2 separate regions of the Homo sapiens genome follow, and region 2 is linked to region 1. A link is a contact called in ENCODE Hi-C or POLR2A ChIA-PET data. All regions are on one chromosome and are shown on one strand. The core of a region is the stretch at or near the end of the contact, and the rest is flanking DNA. Distances in the headings are between cores, read along the strand shown.

The links. A loop is a pair of places that touch in the nucleus more often than their neighbours do. ChIA-PET counts read pairs that join two places held with the same protein, here RNA polymerase II (POLR2A). Pooled maps may share reads with other maps.
Region 2: a map of Calu3 shows a loop between it and region 1 (3-fold over the local background). The contact joins two enhancer-like sites. A Hi-C loop is called at or near these places in 1 of 168 maps with a recorded cell type or tissue (Calu3), 13 of 37 single-sample maps with no recorded cell type and 10 of 50 pooled maps. POLR2A ChIA-PET finds 5 or more read pairs at or near these places in 2 of 52 experiments (OCI-LY7 and WTC11).

Annotation. Positions count from the first base shown.
Region 1 is chr7:47,989,454-47,994,857 of GRCh38, forward strand. It overlaps SUN3 (Sad1 and UNC84 domain containing 3), which reads right to left. Exons shown (of 10, transcript NM_001030019.2): 8 at 4,862-5,029. Among named protein-coding and RNA genes, the nearest start is that of HUS1, 13 kb to the left of the region's middle. RefSeq lists enhancers at 1-465, 466-1,306, 2,492-2,721. Within about 2 kb of position 2,463, at least 25 of the 41 ENCODE cell types and tissues checked have a DNase peak (open chromatin) inside an H3K27ac peak, as active enhancers do.
Region 2 is chr7:48,243,793-48,249,196 of GRCh38, forward strand. It overlaps ABCA13 (ATP binding cassette subfamily A member 13), which reads left to right. Exons shown (of 62, transcript NM_152701.5): 11 at 784-911; 12 at 1,720-1,820; 13 at 2,071-2,238; 14 at 4,447-4,652. Among named protein-coding and RNA genes, the nearest start is that of ABCA13, 75 kb to the left of the region's middle. RefSeq lists an enhancer at 1,009-2,208. Within about 2 kb of position 2,433, at least 4 of the 41 ENCODE cell types and tissues checked have a DNase peak (open chromatin) inside an H3K27ac peak, as active enhancers do.

The DNA of each region.
Region 1 (5,404 bases), core at 1,213-3,712:
ACCCTTCAAATTGAAGATTTGTGAGAGGATAACGCACTGGTGCAAACTAATTTATTTTGTGAATCTGAAGTTTATTGTTAGGTTCCTTAAATTGTAACACAGCAAAATAAACAGTACATTCATTAAATCATTTTATAATAAAAATATTAATATCAAACTATAACATTTTTATTAAAAGAGTTGGATACATCATGGTTACATAATGTACTCACAATTATATATGTATGTGGGGAAAAGAGAGATCAGACTGTTACTGTCTCTACGTAGAAAGAAGTAGGCATAAGAGACTCCATTTTGTTCTGTACTAAGAAAAATTCTTCTACCTTGAGATGCTGTTAATTTGTAACCCTACCCCAACCCTGTGCTGGCTGAAACATGTGCTGTGTCAACTCAAGGTTAAATGGATTAAGGGCTGTGCAGGATGTGCTTTGTCAAACAAATGCTTGAAGGCAGCATGCTTGTTAAGTCATCACCACTCCCTACTCTCAAGTACCCAGGGACACAAAACACTGCGGAAGGCCGCAGGGACCTCTGTCTAGGAAAGCCAGGTATTGTCCAAGGTTTCTCCCCATGTGATAGTCTGAAATATGGCCTCACGGGAAGGGAAAGACCTGACCATCCCCCAGCCCGACACCCGTAAAGGGTCTGTGCTGAGGAGGATCAGTAAAAGAGGAAGGCCTCTTTGCAGCTGAGATCAGAGGAAGGCATCTGTCTCCTGCTCGTCCCTGGGCAATGGAATGTCTCGGTGTAAAACCCGATTGAATATCCCATCTCCTGAGATAGGAGAAAACCGCCTTAGGGCTGGAGGTAAGACATGCTGGCAGCAATATTGCTCTTTAAGGCATTGAGATGTTTATGTATATGCACATCAAAAGCACAGCACTTTTTTCTTTACCTTATGATGCAGAGACATTTGTTCACATGTTTTCCTGCTGACCCTCTCTCCACTATTACCCTATTGTCCTGCCACATCCCCCCTCTCCGAGAAACACCCCATAATGATCAATAAATACTAAGGGAACTCAGAGACTGGTGCCGGCGCGGGTCCTCCGTATGCTGAGCGCTGGTCCCCTGGGCCCACTCTTCTTTCTCTATACTTTGTCTCTTTGTCTCTTTCTTTTCTCAAGTCTCTCGTTCCACCTGACGAGAAACGCCCACAGGTGGGGAGGGGCAGGCCACCCCTTCATATGTACACATGACTCAAGCCTCATATATTCTCTTTAGCTTAAGACAGGAGTGCTAGTTTTATTTCTACCTCCTTTATCACCTTGTTGGGTTTTTTTAAGAAACAGGATCTGATGGAATACTATGCAGCCATAAAAAAGAACAAGATCGTGTCCTTTGCAGGGACATGGATGGAGCTGGAGGCCGTTATCCACAGCAAACTAACACAGGAACAGAAAAACAAATACTCTATGTTCTCACTTGTAAGTGGGAGCTAAATAATGAGAACACATGAACACAAAGCGGAGCAACAGACACTGAGATCTACTTGAGGGTGGGGGGTGGGAGGAGGGAGAGGAGCAGAGAAATACCTGTTGGGTATTACTACTTACCGCCTGTATAACAAACCTGCACATATACCTCTGAACCTAAAATAAAAGTTAAAATAAAAAACAAATAAACAACAAAACAAAACAAACCAAAAAAACGGGGTCTGGCCATGCTGCCCAGGCTGGCCTCGAATTCCTGGGCTCCAGTGATCCTCCTGCTTTAGCCTTTTAAGGAGCTGGGATCACAGGAGCAGATACTGCGCCCAGTCCTTTTATCACCTTGTTTTAATTTTACTTGGTTCATAAATTCTTTAATGTAGAAGAAAATGATGAGAAGCAGTTTTTATTACTAAAGGATTCCTGCCTTTGGGATTCACCCATAATTTGTCTAAATAATGAACGTGTTCACCTTTCTGAGATGGAACTTAGCTGCTCAAACTCAACTTTTCAGAGACACCACTTGCAGGTGGTGTGGGCTTCTATGAAAGGACAGCAGCCCTTTGTTTTGAAACTCCAGATATGGAATGTAGAGGCATTTGGGTGACATATAAGGCAGGCTGTTTAACCCAGGGCCCTCCTCCAGATGGGAAGATCATAATTGAAGGCATAAACCTATATAAGGCAAAAGTGGGAGTAGACAGTAAAACCAAAAAACAAAACAAAACAAAACAAAACAAACCCCAAAACAAACAAACAGAAAAACCAAAAAGTGAAGATGGCCAAATGGCGCCTGGAGAGAAAGAACACAAACTACTCGGGCTGTACGTGGACCCAGCAGCGCAGGACTTAAGCGGCAGGTTCCCAGGAAGGCCGGAGGAGGGTGTCCATGTGGGGAGCGTGTGGGTGAAAGCGTGAGGGGGAGTGTGGGGGAAAGGAGCCCAAATCTGCGGCTTAGCTAACAGTCATTTCAAAAAGCAGTTACAACGCCTCCACGCCCCTCCAGCCCCGCCTGGCCCAGCAGAGGGCTCTCTTCTTCCTCCCATCTCTAAGACCACTGCCGGCGCCGCCCCAGAACCGCCCACAAGAGCATGGCCTCTGCACAAAGTGGTGACCCCGCGGCCCTCCTCTCCCCAGCAGCTCATGGTGTGGTGGGCCAGGCTGGCACCTCCTGTGCACTGCAGGAGTCCTCTCAGGGTCAGCTCTCCTGATAGCACACTTGTGACTCCCGACGAAATGGCCCGACCAGATGATTCCCGCTGCAAACTCACGACGGATGAGCCCCACCGTGCGCGCAAAGCTTCCTGCCGGCTTTGCACCGCCTAGCAATTCATGTGACAAGCATCACAGACATGGGAGAAAAGTGTTGTACAGGAAACAGAGAGACGCTACCCGCAAGGGGGAAAAGTGGGGCTAGGAAATCCAGACCCGGAAGCGAGCAGAAGAAAATGAGACAAGCCTACAGTTAATATATTCAGAAGCATAAGAGAAGGTACTGCCTTCATAAAAGAAAAAAATATAGGCTCTAAAAAAGGGAATATGTATAGAAACAAGAAGTCTCAGAAAGTATAATCATGACAGCAGGAATGAAAATTTCCGTAGAGGGGTTAAAATGTGAATTGATATGATCTTCCAGAAGGTGGAACAAAAAGCAGAAAAGGGAAAGAAGAAACACTTTTTAAAAATAATAAATTAGACAGTAAGTTGAATCCTCAGGATGCATGAGTGAAATCCCACGACAACAGTTGTGCATCAGGCCTACCTAACAAGGCTGGAGCAAAATGCTGAGGGCGCCAGAGGGATATCTTGGGAAAAAAAAAAGAAAATAAATGAAAAGAAAGTGAAGGAAGGAATAAAGAAAGGAAGAAATTTATAAGTTATCTGATGTGAATCAACATAATGGGGGAATATTTGTACTTCTGAAGAAGAATTTGGGAAAGTTTTAGTAATAGGAATGCAGAAAACTAAGCAAATTAAAGAAAAATAGGCTGGGCACCAGTGGCTCACGTCTGTAATCCCAGCACTGTGGGAGGCCAAGGCGGGAGGATCCTGAGCCCTGGAGTTTGAGACCAGCCTGGGCAACATAATAAGACCCTTATCTCTACTAAAAAATTTAAAAAACAATCCCACGAGTTTGAAGTTGCAGTGAGCTGTGATTGTTCTCCAACCTGGGCAACAGAGCTGAGACCCTGTCTCAAGAAAAAAAAAATGTAAAGCAATTATTACACTCAGAAACATTTAAAAAAATGGAAGAAAGTAGTATTTAAGTACACTAAATAGCTCAACTGAGAGCTGTTTTGTTCACATAGTCACTGTGAAAACATTGAGTATTGCTTGAACAAAAAGATAATACAGTCTTCTAGCAGTGCCTCAAATGTTAAACCTACATTTACCATGCTATCTAGGAATTCCAGTCTTAGGTATACACCCAAGGAAAACAAAAACTCATGTCCACACAAAAACTTGTACATGAATGTTTGTTGAAGCATTATACATAATGACCAAAAAAATGAAAATAATTCAAATGTCCATCAACTGATGAATAGATAAATAAAATGTCATATATCCATACAATGAAATGTTATTCAGCAATAAAAAATAAATGAAATATTGAGACATACTACATCATAAATGAACCTTGAAAACAGTATGCAAAGTTAAAGAAGCCATTCACAAAAGATCACACATTATAAATGATTCAATTTATATGAAATGTATAGAATAGGTAAATTTATTGAGACAAAGTAGACCAGTGGTTGCCAGGGGCTGGAGGAGTACACTAGGGGAATAGGAGGTGACGGCTAAGGGGTATGGGGTTTCTTTTTAGGGTAAGAAAAATGTTCTAAAATTGATTATGGTGATGGATACACAACTCTGTGAATACACTAAAAGCCACTGAAGGGTGTACTTTAAATGGGTGAATTAATTGTTATGGGAATTACATCTCCAGAAACCTGTTTTGTTTTTTAAATTAAGACATAAATATTTTGGGAAGATGGAAGTGCCATGGAAAAGAGTTAATCTTCATTTTCAATGAGAGGATGTCATAATCAAAACTGAAAAATCAGGAAATAATGGCAAAAGCCAACATGGAGGCAAGTACCCAAATAAACATCTAAAATTGTTGCAAGTAGAAGCTTTGGGATAATGAGAATTGGAGATGTGGAGAAGTGGGACAAGGAATTACTGTTTCTTTACAAACTTTATGGAAATATTTGATTTTTACTTATACATGTATAACTTTGATAAAAGTAAAAATAATAATATAAATCATTTGGTCCAACTCTCTCTCTTTGTAGGTGAGAAAGCAGAAGTCCAGGAAATAAGTGACACAACTAGTTATCTGTCCTAGTTCAGAGGACAGCCCCTAATTCCTAGCCAACCACCTTCTATCAGGCCAATCTGAATGACAAATTTAGATAGCTTCTTACATAGACAGAAAATTCCTTGGGTGCACTGGAGATGTTTCCTGACGGAGACACCTTCTCTGAGATGTGCTCCATGGTAACAGCAGTTGGTATGATCTTTGTAGCAAGCTTGATTAGGGTATGACCCTGGGAACCTGGAAAAGCCCAGCACTTTCCAGGGTAGACATCCGGCTGGAAAGAAAACACTGAATTAATCTCTTAACTAGTTATGTGAATCCATTCCCACAATACTGGTCAGCTAATCACTATTGACTGCAGATCTCTCTTATGCCTATCAAATAGGAAAACTCCCAAGGCACCTCTAGTGTGGTTGTTCTTCCAGAGCACTGTATGCTTATATCAATCAGAGCCCTTTATCATATGAGCATGTTTTCTTTCATTGCTCTAACTAGACTGTAAGCTGTTATAAGGCAGCTAGAGGGCATGAGTGGTGGTGCTGGTAAGGCTAGTGATGGTGGTAGTGAGGATGATGATGGTGACCATTGTGATCATTGTGGTGATGATGGTGGTAATAATGGTGGCAGTGGAGGTGACAGTGATGGTGGT
Region 2 (5,404 bases), core at 1,183-3,682, 250 kb after region 1:
TTTTGCTTGGGCTTCAAGTAGCTACATCTCTTTCTGCTTTTCTCCTTCTGTAGCTTGCTTCGTTTATCACAGGTGAGGATTCCATGCAGTTGCTCAAAGACACAGAAAGCCTGGACTCACCTGCTCTGGGCAGTTCTGCTGCCCACAGTGTGGCTATGCCTTGCTTCTCCCTCTCCCGTATTTATTCCCAATTTCAGGTTCTTCACATTATCAAACTCATTTTCTTTCCAGCTTCTCTTCTCAGTTGTTTCTTCCATGTCTGGAGCCCGTTAGTCTGACATTCTAGGGACTATTTGTATTGAGCTGCCTGGGTGGTCGTTCTTCCTTTGACCTTGGAGAATCCTACAGGCATTGCCAATTGGCTCAAGTTGGGACCACTGCGATGGGTCCTGTATACCATCACACACCATCTCTATATTTTGAAACTTTTCTCAAAATATTTTTCTATATCTCATTAACTATAGGCTTCAAGGCAAATGTTTTTAGACCCCATGTGAAACTTTATCCTAACCCTCACTTCTTTTACACACACCTAGGAATATACTTTCCCATTTTGGGGTAAAGAGAATGTTTAATCCATATTCAGTATTGAAAGAATCTCCCAATCAGGTGACTCAATGCAATTTGTCAAGAACCTGGTTGTGTGATGAAGTGTGACTTTCAGTCTAGTGAACACACTTCTCAAAGCAGTGGAATATTTTCCTTTGAACGGAATTTTTATTTCCCTAATTGGCACTTCGAACTACTTTTCATTTTATTTCATTTATTTATTTTTGCCCTCAGATTACAGCATCTGTGGAAATTGCAAAGCTTGCTGCAAAACCTGCCCCAGTGGCCGGCACTGAAGAGATTTCTTCAGCTTGATGGAGCTCTCAGAAATGCGATAGCTCAGAATTTACATTTTGTCCAAGGTAAGCTAGCTTTGGTGTTATTTGTCCCTGACTCACTAAGAGTAAATGTGAAATTTATTGGAAAATGGACTTGAAACTGCCTGACACATTGTAAAGTTGGGAGATAACTTTGCTGGTGTCATATGCATATTTATGCTTTACTCTGATGCCTTCTAGGGGATTTAAAATACAGCACACCAAGGCTAAATAAACAATAAGGGCACAGTGAAGAGCGCATCCTTCTGTTTTCCTTAAGCCCATGCTGTGGCCTATGACAAGCAGTGTCCTAAGGCTGGGTTGACTTTCACATTCACGGCAGCATCTGTGGTTTTCAGGCTGGAAAGGGACCAGAGTGCGTTGTGAATAAGCGTATCTTTTGTATTCTGTTCCTTCTACTGCCTCCTCCCACCAATGCTTCTTGGTGTCCGGTAGGGAGAGTGTGTTCCCCCTGGGTTTGCAGAATGCCCTTCTTTGAACTTTCTTGACTATGGTGAGCATTATTCTTTCTTCCCTCTTCTGAGGAAGTTGGGTTTGGACTTTTGCCCAGATGGGCTGCAGCCTTTTCATTTTCTCAGGGAGGAGAGGGAAAAAGTGAGGGGGGATGTTACTTTAGAAGTAAAAACTCATTCTCACTAGTCTTTGGAAAGGACAAAATGATATTACAATGACTCCTGTTTTCCTTTCTAAGGAAGAGAAGAAAATGTATAATAATAGGTCAAGTTTTTAAAAAATCCATGTTTTCAGGATCCAGTTTATTGATTCATGGCCATGTATAAAAGTCAAGCTTACTTACCTTAGGTGAATAATAATCAATTTGTCTACTTTGCAGAAGTCCTCATTTGCCTGGAGACATCAGCTAATGATTTTAAATGGTTTGAACTTAACCAATTGAAACTGGAAAAGGATGTGTTCTTTTGGGAGCTGAAACAGGTAAAGCACAACAAATAATTATAAATAAGCATTTTTAATAAAACATTCAAGAAGCTCATGCAATATTCAGTTTTGCTCCTTTTGTGAATTGTGCTAGCTAAAAAAGGGAACAATATGCAGGTTTTTCAAAACTTTATGTTGTGTTTAAAATGTTTATCATTGCTTATTATATTTGCAGTTCTTGAGCCCATGAAGAGGGTATCTAAGCCTCTTTAAATGTTACTCCTTCCCACTCTTATTAATCTTTTAGATGTTGGCGAAGAATGCTGTCTGCCCGAATGGTCGTTTCTCTGAGAAGGAGGTCTTTTTGCCGCCTGGAAACTCCAGCATATGGGGTGGTCTCCAGGGACTGTTGTGCTATTGTAACTCCTCTGAGACGAGTGTTTTAAACAAGCTACTTGGTTCAGTAGAGGATGCTGTAAGTATTCTACCATCTTAGCTCTTCTAAGGGCACAAATTTAAGATTAAATTCACCAAAGATGCTAATATTTAACCTGGAGTTTCGATGAGGAAAGTTTTGCCGTAAGCCCACACACTTAAAGGAAGCTGGCTCTCTGAACTCCAGCTGCCCTTCAATGCTGGCCTTTCTGTCTGACTGAAAGGTTGTATGCCACCCGCCTGGCCAAAACCTACTTGAAATTCCTCAAACTTTCAAAACATACCACTTCTTCTTTTCTGGCTTCCTGGATCCTTGATCTGCTTCATTCTTGGCTGCACATGCTAAGAAAAGCAGAGGAGTCTCTGGTGATTAGTCAATCCCAGCAAAACTGTGGCTTTGAGTGGTTACAAGCTTTAAAAGTCATATTCCTCTCATGTAACTGCCCAGGACAATGGGCTACCCCTGTTCAGCGCTCAAGTGGGACTGCAGAATGTTGAACGATTTGTTTGGAAAGATTATTTTGTCAAGTTCCAGCCCTATTCTTCTTACTGAGAATTAAAATTACAATATTTATATTTTTAGAGTTCATTTTTCTCTCTCAGTATTACCTTTTTTTTTTATATCCTTATATACCATGGAAATAAAACCAGTGAAATAATGAAACTAGTGAAATATAAATGGTGTCTCAGCAAAATGAAAATTGGGATAGTAATTGAATAGTGTGCATAATTCAATCACCGATTTCTTAGCATCTACTCTGTGCATGACAGTATGCTGAAGGGAGTACAAACATGAAGAAGACACTATCTTGGTAGAGAAGGGCAAACAACAGTGAGAGCCTTGGAGCTCAGCATCTAGGAGTCTTCCCAAATAAGTCAATGAGCCTTAGATGAGGTGTAAGATTTGGAAGCAAAGAGAAGTCAGGAGAGGATGCTAAGCAGGCAGAAAATTATATGTGAAGGGCTGGGCATAGTAGCTCATGCCTGTAGTCCCAGCACTTTGGGAGGTCTAGGTGGGCAGATCGTTTGAGCCCAGGAGTTTAAGACCAACCTGGGCAACATAGCTAAACCCCATCTCTACAAAAATGAAAACAAAAATTAGCCAGATGTGGTGGCACATGCCTGTAATACCAGCTACTCAGGAGGCTGAGGTGGGAGAATTGCTTGAGCCCAGCAGGTCAAGGCTGCAGTGAGCCATGATCACACCATTGCACTCCAGCCTGGGTGACAATGTGAGACCCTATTAAAAAAATAAAGAAAAGAAAATAAATAAGAAAAGTGTATGTGAATGCATGCAGGCACAAAAAACATTACCTGTTTGCAAATACCTTTCTTGCTACTAGATGTCAGCTCTTTCCTGGCAGAAATCCTATCTCAAATTTATTTTTATCTGTAAAGTCTAACTTGTAGTCTCATACGAAGCAGGGAACTATGTATTTATAGGTTACATATACTTGAGGTAGCCTTTTGGATGATGCCTACGATACGTATCACTAACAAATCACCCCAAAGCTCAGTGACCTAAAACAAAACACATTATTTTCTCGCTCTTCTGACTCTGGGTTGACCAGTCTCCGTGGGGTGGTTCTTCTGATGGTCTTACTGGGCATCATTCATGTAGTTGCAGTCAGATGGCCGTGAGGGCTGGAGTCTGGTTAGCTAGGATACTGAGACGAGGGCCTCTCATCCTCCTCTCAGACTCAAGATGTCTCTTCTCCAGGTAACCTCTCCATATGGCCTTTCAGCAGGGTAGCCAGACTTCTGACATGGCTATCCAGGGATCCCACACACAAGCAAAAACAGGCAAGGAGGGAGAGTAGGAGCTGCCAGTCCTCAGAGAAGGTAGAACTAGAACTGGCACAATTCACTTCAGCTGCATTCTATGGGTTTACGTGAGCCAGATCTCAGCCTAGAGGAATTGTGGAAGGTGGTACTGAGAGTGAGACTCTCAGGGGGTCTGGTTCACAGGCTACTTGTTGCAACTAGCTAACACAGATAGCTATGACACTGAGTCCCATCCTACTTTATTATTGGATTAAGTTTTATTTTTGGACTTATTAACCTGAACATGAGTAAAGATTCAAGTCTAGAACTATAACTTAGATAATTACCATGCCATAGGGCACGATCTTTGATGTACAGTTTGAGTGGACCCCTTGTTTAGTGATACAGGGTCAAGGCTGCGTCTCAAATACCCACATCTGAATTGCTTTATTTATTATAAGCAATATCTTCTTTTCTTGTTAAGGATCGTATTTTGCAAGAGGTCATTACTTGGCACAAAAATATGTCAGTTTTAATACCTGAAGAATATTTGGACTGGCAGGAACTTGAGATGCAGCTGTCAGAAGCAAGCCTTTCCTGTACTCGGCTCTTCCTGCTGCTGGGAGCTGATCCCTCTCCTGAGAATGATGTCTTTTCTAGTGACTGTAAGCACCAGCTTGTCTCCACAGTGTAAGTACATGTTTGGTGGGAAACTTATAAACAATTGGGACATCAGAATGATTTCAACTGCCCCTTCTACACAAATGATAGATCAATATGGTAGATTATATTTTGAATAGAAAGAGGTTCAATTTATTTTAAAAATATTAACCTACTGGTACTGTTGGAAAGCATCTAATAACTGTAAAATATGAAAGAGTTCCCTTAATGTTTAACCACTGACTTAATCTTTCATTAGAAATTGAGGATCCCTGGTAAGTCCAAGGTATGCATGTGATGGAAGTTCTTGTTAATTACTCAGAAATTGTGCACTAAGTACAAATGGGAAGCTTCTCTTGGGAGCTGTAACTCTACAGAAAATTCGCCTTGATTTTATTTTATGACTCTGTGAATTATATGTGTGATCAATTTCCATTTTCCTTGACTGCTAGGATGTTCTTCGTCAAATATGTCAAATAGGGAATATATATTTTCTTAATATTTAAGTTCACTTCCTGTTATGGCCTTTAATTTTCCTCTTTTTTTGTCCTTCTTGATTTATTGTCTTATATTTTATGTATTCTCATAAATTGCTTTTCCTTATTTTTCAAATCGAGGTAGAGGAGTTTGTAAACAAACTTAAAAAATTAGTAGAACTATTTGAAAGATTCTATTTCCTTACATAAGTGGACTGCCATGCATTTGCATATATTTGTTTTTAGAAAAATTTATAATGATCTGTCATCTGCAAGATCATTTTTAAATTTTAATTTTCTCTGGAT